Regions from separate parts of the Homo sapiens genome. Here region 2 is linked to region 1. Evidence: chromatin loops called from intact Hi-C (ENCODE). Cell type or tissue: mammary epithelial cell. All regions are shown on one strand. Each heading gives the region's core, and the rest is flanking DNA. Links, peaks and the distances in the headings are about the cores only. Region 1 has its middle 24 kb from the start of NOTO. Region 2 overlaps SFXN5 (sideroflexin 5).

Region 1 (6,870 bases), core at 557-5,556:
CCTGGGGTGGCTATTCTGGGAGGGGGAAGGGGTGTAAGTTCAGGCTCAGATAGGAAGCTGAAAGGTGGGAGGGAAGAAACAAAACTCACCCCAGATGGCAACTGGGTCTTGTCCCTGTGAAGCTATCACCCAGTCATCAGTGGGTTTGCCCCGAAAGGCTCCATAGAACCCTATTTCTCTCCTCATCTGCACTGAGCTCTATTTTGTAGAATGGACCATGTCAATTTCCCAGCTTGAAGCACTTGGCATTCCTCTCCTGTGAGGCCCAGGTTTCTCTGGGCAGACCACAGGAAGCAGGCTCAGGCCACCGCATAAGTACGGGGTCTTGAGGGTGATTTGTGTTTGGGTGGTTGGGGATCTCCTAACCCGGGCTCCACAGTGAGCTCTCAGGGGTGTCAAGCCCAGTCGCGCTCAAGGGCCCTCTGCACTGTCTCCTTCACCGGGACAGCAGGGTCTGAGGTCCCGCCTTTCTCGGCCTGGGGCGTGCATGGCCTGGGCTCCATTGCAAGTTTTTGGACGTCCCCTTTCTCCCCCACCCCATCTTTTCCCTGGCGATCTCACTGCCCTTTCCAGGAGCACGCTCCCGCTCTGAGTCCGGAAGGACCCCGCGGGGGTCCTGACAGCCTCCCGGGCCCAGGGTGGGGATTGTGATGGCCCCTCGGGAGCTGGGTTGAGCCGGCGGCTCCTGAGCTAATCAATGGGCTGCAGCCGGCGGAAGGGGCCCGGCGGGGGGATTAGGAGCCGAGAAGGGCAATTACCCGGGTGGGCCGCTCCCCCGCTCGCCTTCGCCGCGCTGCTCAAATGCCGCATTTCGGATGCAGCGCCGCGCTCGGCCTGTTTGCTTGCAGAGCCGGGGCCCCGGGGCAGGAAGCCAACTCGCAAGTGTATCGGAGATTAGGGCCCGCGGCGGCGGGGGCGGGCGCTGGGCAAACACGCGGCGGCCGCCTCAATCCCCAGTGCTCGATTCCGCCCGCGGCGGTGCCTGCCCGGCAGTGACTCGGTGGTGGGGGAAGGGGGCGGCCCCGGCTCCCAGCGCCCGGGTGCCCTCGACGCCCACCCCGGGGGATACTCGGGGAGGCAGGCACCGGATGGGGAGCGACGGGTTTTTCCTTCGGGAGAGGCCACCCGGGCACGGTCTCCTTTCGCCCCATCCTCAGGCACACCTCGCCGCGCCGTCTTGAGGCCTGGTTCTAACCCTCCCGTCTCCCGCACCCCTAGTTCCCCGTCTGCCTAGTGGGTCGAGGGGAAGGGGAACCGGTTGGGGAAGGGAAGGAAAAAGACCCAAAGGCGGAGGTGTGAAGACTGGAGAGTGGCGGGGCCCCGCCCGGTGCGTACTTGGGGGTCAGTGCCCGCGACCGCAGGGCGGGGCGGCGGGCACGACACCCGGTGATGTCCAGGGAACTCGCGGACCTCAGCCGCAGGGCTGAGTCCTCAGCTGCTCCGGGAAGCGAGACTTCGGCAGGCATCCAGCAGCCCCAGGGTACAAGACCGAGTCTTAAACCAGATCTCAGGGCCCCCAGAGGTCGGAAGGACAGCCTAGAACTCCAGAACCAGCTCCTCTCCTGGTAGCCGCACCCCCAGCTAGAGTTCCTCTGGCCCTGCCCCTGCCCTCCCGCCCCGCAAATTCCAACTCTTTCCCGTTTCCCAGGCGGACTGCTCATTCCTACAAACAAGACTTTGCCCTGGCTTCTCCAAATTCTGCCCACCTATCAAGGCACAGCTAGCTCCCAGCCTCTTCCTCCAGGAAGTTCTCCAGTTTTCCAGCTCAGAGGGCTGTGCGCAAATTTAGCATCTGATTCCATCTCAGGGTCCCTCTGCGAAGGTCTTTAGCCTCCCCCCCACTTTTCTTTCAAAGAAAGGCGGTATGTTCAGTATGGGCTGGCAGGTTTGGTCTAGGATAGGATCCCTCATCCCTTAGAAAGACGTAGGGGCTTGAAAGCGCAGTAGGCTGGTCCCTGGGGCACCTGTGCCCAAGCGGGCCTCCTCTCTGGAGTGACGCAGGGACTCCCCACTCATGCCTCACTCTGGCTCCTGGGACACCCCCAACCCAGCCCCTGGGAGGCGAAGACGCTTTGTAACCAGCCCTCTTCTTGGAAGGTTATGAAGTCCTATGCTATTGGTGCTTCTGAACTGACCAAGCCACTTCCCCGCTCTACGCCTTCTCTTCTTCACCCTCCCCTAAGTTCCGTAGTGAGCTGCTGGGACTTCCAGAAGTGACCGGCTCTTCCTCCTGGGAGGAGGGGCGGGGAATGTTTGTTTCTTCCCCACAGTTAGGAAGCAGTGACTCCACCAGCCCGAGCGCAGCGGTAGTCAGCGCTCGACAGTGTCCCCGTTCCCCACCACCACCCATCCTTTACCGCCCCCGGGGCACAGCGCCCTTCCCCCTCTCCCCCGTTCCAGCTTCATTTCCCGTAGCTTCGAAGCTCCTAAGGAGTTAGGATCATCTTGGCGTACAGATCCCTTCGAAGCACTGATCCCTCCGCTCCTTCCCGGCACAGCCCCTTCCCGGCACGGCCCTTTCCCGCGCGATCTCCCGCTCTAGAGACCCGCGGGATGCGTCCCCGCCCGCTGCCGGGAGGTGGGGCGCCAGCATTGTACAGTCTGCGCGCGCCCCCTGCTGCTCGCCGCGAGAAATGACGGCCTACGTCCGCCGGGCCCTTCAGCTCCTCGGTTCCGGGCGCCCCCCACCGTTCACATCCCCGCGCGTTCTCGCGTCCTCGCTGGGACTGCGCCCAGGAGCCGCAGGCACTTACAAAACAAATTGCTGCCTCCATCACTGGGCTCAGTACCACCTGACACTATCACCCCACTTTTCAGGGGACCTCAGTGACGTTCCTGCATCAAGCAGCAGGACTGGAGCCCAGGTTTCCCAAAAGGAAGTCCAGACTTTTACAAACCATTAATGAAGGGCTTAAATTCTCCAGGGCACTGTACCCCTCGTACAGCTCTGTGGAGACTGAGAAAATGGGGTTCTGGCACCCAGGAACCTGGACCCCCAAAACAGGCACAGGCCTAGCTCTGTGCTGGGCAGTGCTGTGAGTCACCTGTTCTGCCCCTGGGTGGAGTATACCCAGGCAGTAGGCACTGACAGGTTCCATCCCAGCACCAAACCCAGGAATGTCCCGGTCAACTGCGGAGCACCAACCCCAGCAGTTCCAGAAGCATCCCTTCCTCCAGGGCTGCGGCTGTAAGAGGGGAGCTGAGGCAGTGCGTTCGCTGGGGAAGGAGGGACAATGCAAGGTCAGGGCCAGAGGAGCCTGGAGGGATGAGAGGGTGCCCCCCCCCTTCTGCCACTTACTAGCTGCGTGACCTGGACTAGTTGTGTTACCCCTGTTTCTGAGCCTTGTGTTCCTTATAAAGATTGGTGATTTTTCGGCGGGGTCGGTGGCTCCTGCCCGTAATCGTAGCACGTTGGAAAGCCGAGGAGGGCTGACTGCTTGAGCCCAGGAGTTTGAGAACAGCCTGGGCAACATGGCGAAACCCTGTCTCTCCAAAAAAAAAAAAAAAAAAAAAACAATTAGCCCGGCATGGTGATGCGTCTTGTAGTCACAGGTACTAGGGAGGCTGAGGTGGGAGAATCGCTTGGGAGGCTAAGGGAGTATGGCTTGACTAGGAGGTCAAGGCTGCAGTGAGCCATGTGATCACACTACTGCACTCCAGCCTGGGTTGACAGTGAGACTCTGTCTCAAAAAAAAAAAAAAAAAAGGGGGGGGGGGTGTTGTGATTTTCATAGGTTGTGGAGAGGATTAAGGGCTACAATTTTGCAATATCTAGCATATAGCAGATGCTCCATTAGCGGTCTCTGAAGCAGCCCTTACCTCCTTCAGGGATCTCCAATCAACTCCCAGAACTGCCTGAGTGTGGCGGTCAGCCCAGAGCAGCAGGTGCTATCCTTTGTAGCACTGTTAACCAAAAACTGGACACAACCAAATATCCACTAACAGTATAACTGGATAAACAAAGTGTAATATATTCATCTTTGGAATACTCTATAGCAATGAAAATTAATAAACTAGGGTTATGTACATAAAACTTGCAAACAGTCTGAGTGAAAGAGGCAAGCTGAAGCATTAGTACAGTATGATACTACATATATGAAGTTTTTTCTTTTTTAAATTTATATTTATAATTTTAATAAAAACATTTTTGGAGACAGGGTCTCACTATGTTCTCCAGGCTGGTCTCAAACTCCTGGGCTCAAGCAATCCTCCTGCTTTGGCCTCCCAAAGTGCTGGCATTACAGGCATAAGCCACCGTGCCTGGCCCCATATATGAAGTTTAAAAGCATACAAAATACTTCTATAAGCTACTTATGGGTCAATAAATATGGAGGAATTGTATGAGTCTGTGAGTGTAAATAATACCAAATTAGATTTGGAGGTGACTCCAGCAAATAGGACTGGAGAGGGGTACAAAAGGCCCCATATGTGTCTGCAATGTGCTTTTATTTAAAAAAAAAAAAACTCATGTAAAAGTGGCAAAACCTACAGTCAAGAATGATGAATGGTGAGTTCTTGAGTACTTACATTTTTATCTATAACTTTCTTGGTGTTCGAAATATTTTATTATGGTTTTAAAAAAAGAAGAAAGGGGAGGAAAACCATTGGTCACTGATAGTAATAGATCCTCTGCTTTTGGCAACTTGGCCCACTCATCTTCCTGCTTGACCAATTCTCCTCCATCTCTGAGCTTATCCATTCATTTTTCTTTTCAAACTAGAACCCACATGCAGATGACTCCCAAATCTATATCCAGTCCAGACAACTTCTGTTATCTAACTTCTGGTTAGGTATCTCCACTAGGATGTTTCTCAGACACCTCAGACTCAACACAAGCAAAACTCAATTGATAACTACCCCCTCCAACTGCCTGTTGCCTACAGCTGGAAAGGCATGTGGAGAGAAGATACACACCCAATCATCTTCCTGAAGCTTTTGAATACTGATGATAAAGAAAAAAACCTTCCAAACTTTTTAACAACAGAAAGATTTTCTGCAAATAGTTAACCTGACAGCCGACTTTTCATCTGCAACGTGAAATACTAGAAAACAGCTATTAGAAGCAATGAAACTTCCATGCATACAGCACCAAAGAGAGACTTTAAAAATAGTTTTAAAAAAGAGATTTATACACAATACCATTTATGTAAATTAAAAACAAATACAGAACAGCCCTGCACATTTTACATGGATCCATAAATAATAGCAAATACACAAGAGAAGGGCTTACTAGGAGAGGAGGAGGAAATAGGGGGAAAGAGAAAAAGCCAGAATGAAGAGTGGGGTCTAGTGTGGACCTCTGATGGCAATGCCCACAAAAGAGCAGGAGAGAATATCTCAGCCCTCTGCTTCTGAGATCCAAAATTTAAAAAAAAAATCGTTTAAAAATAGGGGATGGGCACGGTGGTTCATGCCTGTAATCCCAGCACTTTGGGAGGCTGAGGTGGACGGATCACTTGAGACCAGCCTAGCCAACATGGTGAAACTCTGTCTCTAATAAAAATACAAAAATTAGCTGGGTGTGGTGGTTGTAATCCCAGCTACTTGGGAGGCTGAGGCAGGAGAATCGCTTGAACCCAGGAGGCAGAGGTTGCAGTGAGCCAAGATCGTGCCACTGCACTCCAGCCTTGGCGACAGAGCGAGAATCCGTCTCAAAGAAAAAAAGGTGTTCCTAAATGCAGAAAAAGGTTGCGCATCACTGAAGTAAATGATGAACTAAATATAAGATTTGGAGGTAGGCAGGTAGGTAGAGGAGCTTGCCAGAGTGCAGGTATTTATGTTTGCTTAGAAAAGCTACAAGTTTTTCACTTCACAGTTCATATGGAACCAAAAAAGAGCCCACATTGCCAAGATAATCCTAAGCCAAAAGAACAAAGCTGGAGGCATCACACTACCTGACTTCAAACTATACTACAAGGCTACAGTAACCAAAAGAGCATGGTGCTGGTACCAAAACAGAGATGTAGACCAATGGAACAGAACAGAGCCCTCAGAAATAATACCACACATCTACAACCATCTGATCTTTGACAAACCTGACAAAAACAAGAAATGGGGAAAGGATTCCCTATTTAATAAACGATGCTGGGAAAACTGCCTAGCCATATGTAGAAAGCTAAAACTGGATCCCTTCCTTACACCTTATACAAAAATTAATTCAAGATGGATTAAAGACTTAAATGTTAGACCTAAAACCATAAAAACCCTAGAAGAAAACCTAGGCAATACCATTCAGGACATAGGCATGGGCAACTTCATGTCTAAAACACCAAAAGCAATGGCAACAAAAGCCAAAATTGACAAATGGGATCTCATTAAACTAAAGAGCTTCTGCACAGCAAAAGAAACGACCATCAGAGTGAACAGGCAATCTACAGAATGGGAGAAAATTTTTGCAATCTACCCATTGGACAAAGGGCTAATATCCAGAATCTACAAAGAACTTAAACAAATTTACAAGAAAAAATCAAACAATCCCATCAAAAAGTGGGCGAAGGATACGAACAGATACTTCTCAAAAGAAGACATTTATGCAGCCAACAGACACATGAAACAATGCTCATCATCACTGGCCATCAAAGGAATGCAAATCAAAACCACAATGAGATACCATCTCACACCAGTTAGAATGGCAATCATTAAAAAGTCAGGAAACAAGGGGTGCTGGAGAGGATGTGGAGAAACAGGAACACTTTTACACTGTTGGTGGGACTGTAAACTAGTTCAACCATTGTGGAAGACAGTGTGGTGATTCCTCAAGGATCTAGAACTAGAAATACCATTTGACCCAGCCATCCCATTACTGGGTATATACCCAAAGGATTATAAATCATGCTGCTATAAAGACACATGCACACGTATGTTTATTGCG
Region 2 (6,870 bases), core at 796-5,795, 200 kb before region 1:
CCCCTTGCCCTAAAAACCTTGGAGGGGCACTGACTTGGAGAGAGCTCTTCCCAGACTAAAGTCTGATTGAGAAGACCTCATGACTGGGGTAAGGCTTGGGGGCCCTGGTGGGAGCTGATAAGGACAGTGGCTGGAGCAGGGATGCATGCTCCACTACTTCACGGCTCCCCCCTAGCACCCATCCTACCCCATGCCCAGCACAGAGGCCAGAGACCAGGGGGCAGCAAGACGAGCCACTAACCACCATCAGGACAAAGGCTGGGAAAGCAGAGGGAGATGTACACATGGACTCATGGACTGCGTTTTTTTTTTTTGAGACGGAGTTTCGCTGTTTCACCCAGGCTGGAGTGCAGTGATGTGATCTCGGCTCACTGCAACTTCTACCCCCCGGGTTCAAGCAATTCTCCTGCCTATGCCTCCTGAGTAGCTGGGATTTTAGGTGCCCGCCACCACGCCTGGCTAATTTTTGCATTTTTAGTAGAGACGGGGTTTTGCCATGTTGGCCAGGCTGGTCTCGAACTCCTGAACTCAGGCGATCCACCCACTTTGGCCTCCCAAAGTGCTAGAATTACAGGCGTGAGCTACTGTGACCAGCCTGTGTTTTCATTTTTTAAACTGCAATTGCTAGAGTGGCTGAGCCTATGAAACCAGTGGCGAAAGAAGGTCTTGTAACAAAATATTCTCCAAACCTCTGCAAGCCTCAAATCCCTTGACCTCACGGCACTCACTCCCTGGTGAGCTCTCACCTGCAGAAGTGCCTATTAACCCAGAACCACAAACCACTGGCCTCCCAGGCTTCCTCGGCTTACCCAAGAGGATGTGAAGGCCCGGGAGGTAGGGCCCGGGCAGAGGCAAGGGGAAGAGAGCTCTGAGGGAGTCTCCTCTGCCCTCACCAATTAACACCTCCTCTGGGTGAGACAAGCAAGAAGCTGGGTCCTGAGGGGCTGCGATAAGAGACAGGAACTTTTCACAGCAGTGAGACCATGTCCAGGGGAACATGCGGGAGGCCAGAGGCCCAGACTCATGCAGATTGGAGGTGGGGGTGGGGTGAGGAGGAGACATCAAGATGCCAAAATAAGGGTACCCTGGATAGAAGCCTGTGGAAGACACACGCTAAAGGAAAACCACTCCCCTCCCCTGTTGCTGGCCTCCCCAACCCTGCGAACCCCCAGACCCACGTGTCGGGCTGCGATCTTGGAGGAGCCCACGAGGTTGCCATCGCTGTCCAGGACATCAATCCCTTCCTCCAGCTCCCCGTACCGCATCAGGACCACATTGCAGATATTGGCACTGGCTGCAGAGAGAGGGGATGCAGAGAGCAGGATGAGGAGGAAGATGGCATTCCACCTGGAGGGAGGTCACTACACTCCTTCCTACGCAAGCCTTGGGGTTCTGTGTTCAAATGCATGGGCAAAGGTTAGGGAAGGGGTGGTTCTGTTGTCCATCTGCCTATCAGCCTGGTGAGGGATCTGGGGGCCCTTGGGAACCTGGTAAGTGAAAGTGGAAAAGAACAGGTATCAGGGAGGACACCCGTTCTGGCCTCAGAGAGCGGCCACTTACCGAGGGGCTGCTTTCCTCTCCTCCAGGGCAAGCCCACTAGGCAGGCAAAGTGGGTGTCCATCTGGGAGGGCTCTCTGACCTGAAGTCGCATCCCCCCTGACCCCGAGGCCTGATGTTCCACCATCACTGGGGCCCTTGCGCTGCCCTATCCTCTTAAACTGTCGGTCCAACATCCAGCCCCTCCTGTCTCTGAGCAAATCAAGTTCCCAGAAATTTGCCTCCCTGACAGCAGGTGCCAGAGAGGCAGAAACCTCAGTGTTCACCCAGCACCACCCCCTCATCATATGGATGGAAGACTGAGGCTCAGAGAAGAGGAGTGACTTATCTGAGGTCACACAGCAGAGTGGGACAGAGCAGAAAGGCTACAGTGCCTCTGCCTCTGAATACTCAGGGGGCAAGAGGGTTGGGGCAGGAGCAGCGGGCTGAGTTAAGGGCAGACCTTCTCCATTCTTGCTTCCTATGGCTGAGTGCCTGCCTTTGGCTAGGCCCCTCTGCCATCTGAGATCTTGGGAACCTGGGCTAAGGGGAGGGTTCCCGGCTCCTTAGTGAAGCACTGGTTGTTGAAGTCTGGGGCCACCCATTAGCTGGCAACTAGCTCAGGGATCCTCTTTCTGCTCCCCCATCCTGGGACTCACATGACTGGGCCAGGCCCCGTGGCCCAGTGCAGTGTGGGTGTTGACCCCGCCTGAACTCTCCCAGCCCCGCTGCAGGATGGAAGTGGGGGGACCTGGGAGGGGTGGGCAGGTGGGGAGTGGGGGGTGACAAATGCAGAGTCTGCCTGCTTCACTCCTCCCCCCAAAGCGCCTTGCTGTGTTTAAAGTTTTAATTTTTGCTAATTAATGTCAATTAATTTTGTATAATGAGTGTTTAATTTTGGGGAGTGTGTGAGCCTGGGAGCGACTGCAGTTCTGGGCTGTGAACGCTGATTAGCATCAACACCTGCTGCTTCCCCCTCCTTCCAGTGGGGGGGGCCACCAGGGTTTGGGGAGCTGGAGGGTGGCGGGGCCTAGTGGGCAGGCGGAGTGGGAGGGAGACCACAGATGCTCCTGGGGCCTGAGCCAACGAGTGGTCCAGGGTGCTCACAGCTGGGGCACAGGGTTCTGTGGGTGAGGTGTGGCTTGAGACCCCTGGGGCCTCAGTCGCCTGTTTCATTAAAATGGGGAGGTGGAATAAACAGGGGAAGACCGAGAGACTCTGCAGTCTTTGGAGAAGAAAAGCAGGAGGCCAAATACAGTTCTAAAATGTATTTAGAGCACACACACCATCTTCGAGCATCTCTCCTGCTTCCACCGACGCTCAGTGCAGTGGAAACCATGGGCAGTCCCTCTGTGTCCCGGGCTCTCCTGCCCCACAACAGGCATGCTCACCTGCCCTAAACAGCCGCTCTCTGCCAGGGGCGGTTCTGTGGGGCATTTGGCCATGTTTGAGGGCATTTTCAGTGATTGTGATCTAGGGGTCAGGGGTTGCTGCAGGCATCTGGTGGATAGAGGCCAGAGGTGCTGCTAAACATCTCGCAAGGCACAGGACAGTCCCCCCACCAAAGGATCATCTGGCCCCCAAATATGTCAACATTGCTGACACTGAGAAACCCTTGTTTTCACCACAGTCAGTGACAGACAGAATTAGGAAGCTGAATCCAAGGTAAAGGAGATCTGGTTAGCAGGGCATGACCAGGAGGGGATGGGAGCCTGGGTTTGGGGCCATCGGGCTTGGGTTCCAATTCTGGCTCCATATCTCTCCCGCCTCAGCCCCAGGCGCCCAGGGCTCAGGGCCCAGAAGGGTCCCCCAGGGTAGCCTTGGGAAGCAGCCACCTGGCCTCTGTGTTAGTGACATGCCCTCTAGTGGCCTTAGGGAGGCTATGCATCCCCCATGCCCTTGGAGCTGCCAGGCTTTCGGTTCCCAGGAGACCTAAGAAAACCGTTGAGAGGACAGTGGGGTTTTCTGCCCTGAAAGGCATCAATCCTAGCCCTCTGATGACGCTGTCCACCATACCACCACCACCGCCACTCCCAGAAAGGCAAAGTTACAGGAATGTGGTCCAGGAGACGAGCATCCTGCTAAAGTCAGGAGCTACCAGCTCACTCTGGGGACTTGAGCCATTGCCACCCAACCCCACCTTGGCTTCTCCGGGCATAAAAGGAGGGGCAGAATGTAGGGTCTCCATGGGATTTCTGGGTGCTGGCTGAGCTCACACAAAATGTCAGCCTCTGCACCTGTGCCCATGCCAAGTCAGGGGAAAGTGGGGACAGCTGAAATGTCTCCAGCCCCCATTTTGTGTGTGTATGCATAGGGGAGACAAACAGAAGAGAGAGTGTGGATCTGGAGGTGGTAGTGGACCAGCCCTGACTCACGGTGGCATCTCACTCTCTCCCTGTAATCTCCAAACATTAAACATGCGGCGAGCAGGACAGCTTTGGTTCAAACACAAAACCACTGAGATGAAAGATGAAGCATGAAAGGAAGTGAAAACCCAGCCTCCTTCCCCTCATCCAGCCCCTCCAGGACAATTCTGAAGCTGCCTGAATGGAAAAAAAACAGAGAAAACCCTAAAAGTCATCTCAGAATGATGGTACCTGCCCCCTCCCCAGGCTCCTCCCTTGAAACCGGCAATTCTTACAGCCTACACAGATGGCACATGACCTGCAATCTCTTCTGTTGACTGTGTACATTGGTTGGCCTTTATTGAGCACCTGCCGTATGCAGAGGCTACCAGCCATCCATGCCCTTGGGCAGTGGGAATGCCAGCCTGTTACAGTGATTTCATTTCCATGAGCTCATCCCAAACTTTCAATTCTGCCATATCCTTTTCAAACTGTCCCTGATCCTTCCCATCCCACTCCTGGCAAGTCCGGCTCCTGTGACAGGGACACTGAGAGCCTAAGCAAATGATAGAGAGAGAGAGAGAAAAAAAAAAAAACAGAGACAGAGAGAACAAGAACATGCACAACCCTGGGGCACAGGTCTCCTCTCCAACACACCAGCAAGATCTATTATTGATGGTATCAGCAGGTTAATTAAGCAGCCTGTTAGTGATGATGTTAAGAAAGCTGGCACATTTTCAACTCAGATTGACACCATTCAAGACTCAGGCATAACTGATGTTTGAGCAGCAATGTGGGAGATGTCAAGGAATGAGAGAGAGAAAGAGAAGGAGAGAGAAAGACTTTGCTTCTTGATGATGGCAAGCTCAGTGTTAAGTCCTGAAGAGAATTTGCTCTTGCCTGCTGCAGATGTTCTCACATCCGACCCATTGCGATGCAAAATCATGCAGATTGTGAAAAGCTAATGAAGCACCCGGTGTAAAAGGGGCAGTGTGGGGAGGAAGAAAGAGCAGTAGACAGAAAGACAAATGTGCAAGAAAGTTCTCCAAAAGAAGATCATGGGGGAGCCTGCCCCTGAACTAGGGCAGGAATAGACAAGCAGATCAATGCAGTACACTAGTCCTGCAACTCACCCATCTGTCAGGGAAATTAATTGGTAGTAAAGCAGTTCTATCAACTCACAGGGAAAGGACCATTTAAACACAGACATGCAGCAATGGGCTACTGATTTGGGGAAAATAAACTACCATAACTCCTCAATTCTACGATGCACCTTCCCATATTTTAATGTTTTAAAAATCATAATGTGCCTTACAATGAAAGTCGTCAGAGAAGGGAATCTTACCTGCTACTCAACACAATTGCCTGTACATGTGTGAATGCAGCCATGTGTACAGGTATCCATTCATTCAAGTGTCACCTCAGCTGACCACAGCAATCCATACAGAATTTGAACTTAAACTTAGATTCCTAATTGTTGCCTAAAACATCTTTCTAAAACTTACACTATAATGGAGCACGGACATGAAAAGTTATTGTACATGCAGAAGATCGTCTGCCAGATACCAGGCAATGCAATTAAAGACAGTAGAAATTGCCAAACCATAGATAGCTACCCTAAAGAAATGCTTGCCCATATGCACAAAGAGACATTTACAAGGATGTTAATTATAGCACTGTTTGTAAGAGCAAATAATTAGAAACAACCTAAATGTCCACCATTAGGGAACTCACATGGGAAGATCTCCAAAACAAACTGTTATGTGAAAAAAGCTACTGAGTATGTACATGATGATTTACTGTATGTAAAACCCTGTAATTGGCATATGCACATATATGTGTGCATAAATCCACAGGTAATGTTTTGGAAGGTTCACAGCTCACAGAGTGGTCTGCTTGGGGAAAGGAATTCAATTTGAGAATTAGGGGTTGTTGAAAGACTTCCACTTTTTTACACCAGAATTTTCTATAATATTTAAATTTTTACAGTGAGAATATAATCATGTTTCATTTACCCAAAAAGTAAAAAAAAAAACTGCCAAACTTCTTGAAGAAGATCACACACATTTTAAAGCCAGCAGGGATTGACGTAACCTAGTCATGGGTCCCACACTTAGGTACCTACAACATGTCGGCTTCCTAAAGAAGCTGATTAATTTCAGGAATATTTTTTTTCTTCAAGTAAAGAACAAATATGAGACCTAAGTATAACCAAATCAGAAATGCAAACAAAAATTCCCAATATTCTTTTATATGCTTTGAAATTATACTATTCATCTTAAACAGGCTAAAGGAGTGGAGATTAGAAGCAGGACTACAAAAAGCAGTGGTGGCCACGATGCTGTGTTTAACAACCAATGCCCAAAAAAGAACAAGAAAATGTGAAGGAGGCTTAGACTCCAACTCTGTGGTACTAAAGAAAGTGACTGGTATTGAATGTGTAAGTGAATACTTGCTTATTCCTTCCAATGGACACTAATTATAGTTCTCTTCTAAAAGGCTATTATGTTAATACCTCTTATAACTCAGGCATCTTAGAAACACAGCATTCAAGATCGATTTAGAAACCATACTATAAGATATGGGGACCTGGAAAGTGATATTTATTACATATGATAAACAAAGGGCTACTAATCTTAAGTTATGGAGGGTCATGGTGACTGACTCCTAAGAGCTATTCTACCCCCGCCCGAGATTAATCCAAACTAATAGTAATAATCCTCCCACGGGCAGTGACTGGTCTAGGAAGAGGCATGTGACCCGATTCCAGACAACCAGGAATGTCTGCTGGGGACTTCTGGGGAAGGTCTCCTCCCATCTAAGAAGGGTTGAGAGGCAGGCAGAGCCTCTTGTCCTCTGGACACTGGGTCCAGACGTGATGCTTGGAGCTGCTGCCGCCATCTTCCACAAGCCTGAGATGAAGCCCACCAGGAGGCCAGCAGAGCAACACTGCGGGAAGCACCCTGGATGCCCCGCCTGAGACTCGCCC

Evidence for each region. Hi-C counts contacts between places; a loop is a spot of excess contacts. Peaks named below come from ENCODE experiments on the same cell type or tissue, not always from the same donor. Only the 100,000 strongest peaks of a DNase experiment are listed, where the experiment ranks them.
Region 2: it touches region 1 in a loop (3-fold over the local background); 2 of 110 quality-filtered maps call a loop at or near these places.

The regions. Positions count from the first base shown.
Region 1 is chr2:73,174,933-73,181,802 of GRCh38, forward strand. No RefSeq gene overlaps it. Among named protein-coding and RNA genes, the nearest start is that of NOTO, 24 kb to the right of the region's middle. RefSeq lists silencers at 928-1,147, 2,453-2,532 and enhancers at 1,283-1,956, 1,957-2,630. In mammary epithelial cell, for the core only: a CTCF peak has its summit at 2,637 (motif pointing left); a DNase peak (open chromatin) is centred at 2,609; H3K4me3 peaks cover 1,682 bases; H3K27me3 peaks cover 329 bases.
Region 2 is chr2:72,970,392-72,977,261 of GRCh38, forward strand. It overlaps SFXN5 (sideroflexin 5), which reads right to left. Exons shown (of 14, transcript NM_144579.3): 11 at 1,179-1,294. Among named protein-coding and RNA genes, the nearest start is that of EMX1, 56 kb to the left of the region's middle. In mammary epithelial cell, for the core only: a CTCF peak has its summit at 3,406 (motif pointing left); no DNase peak of the experiment used is centred there.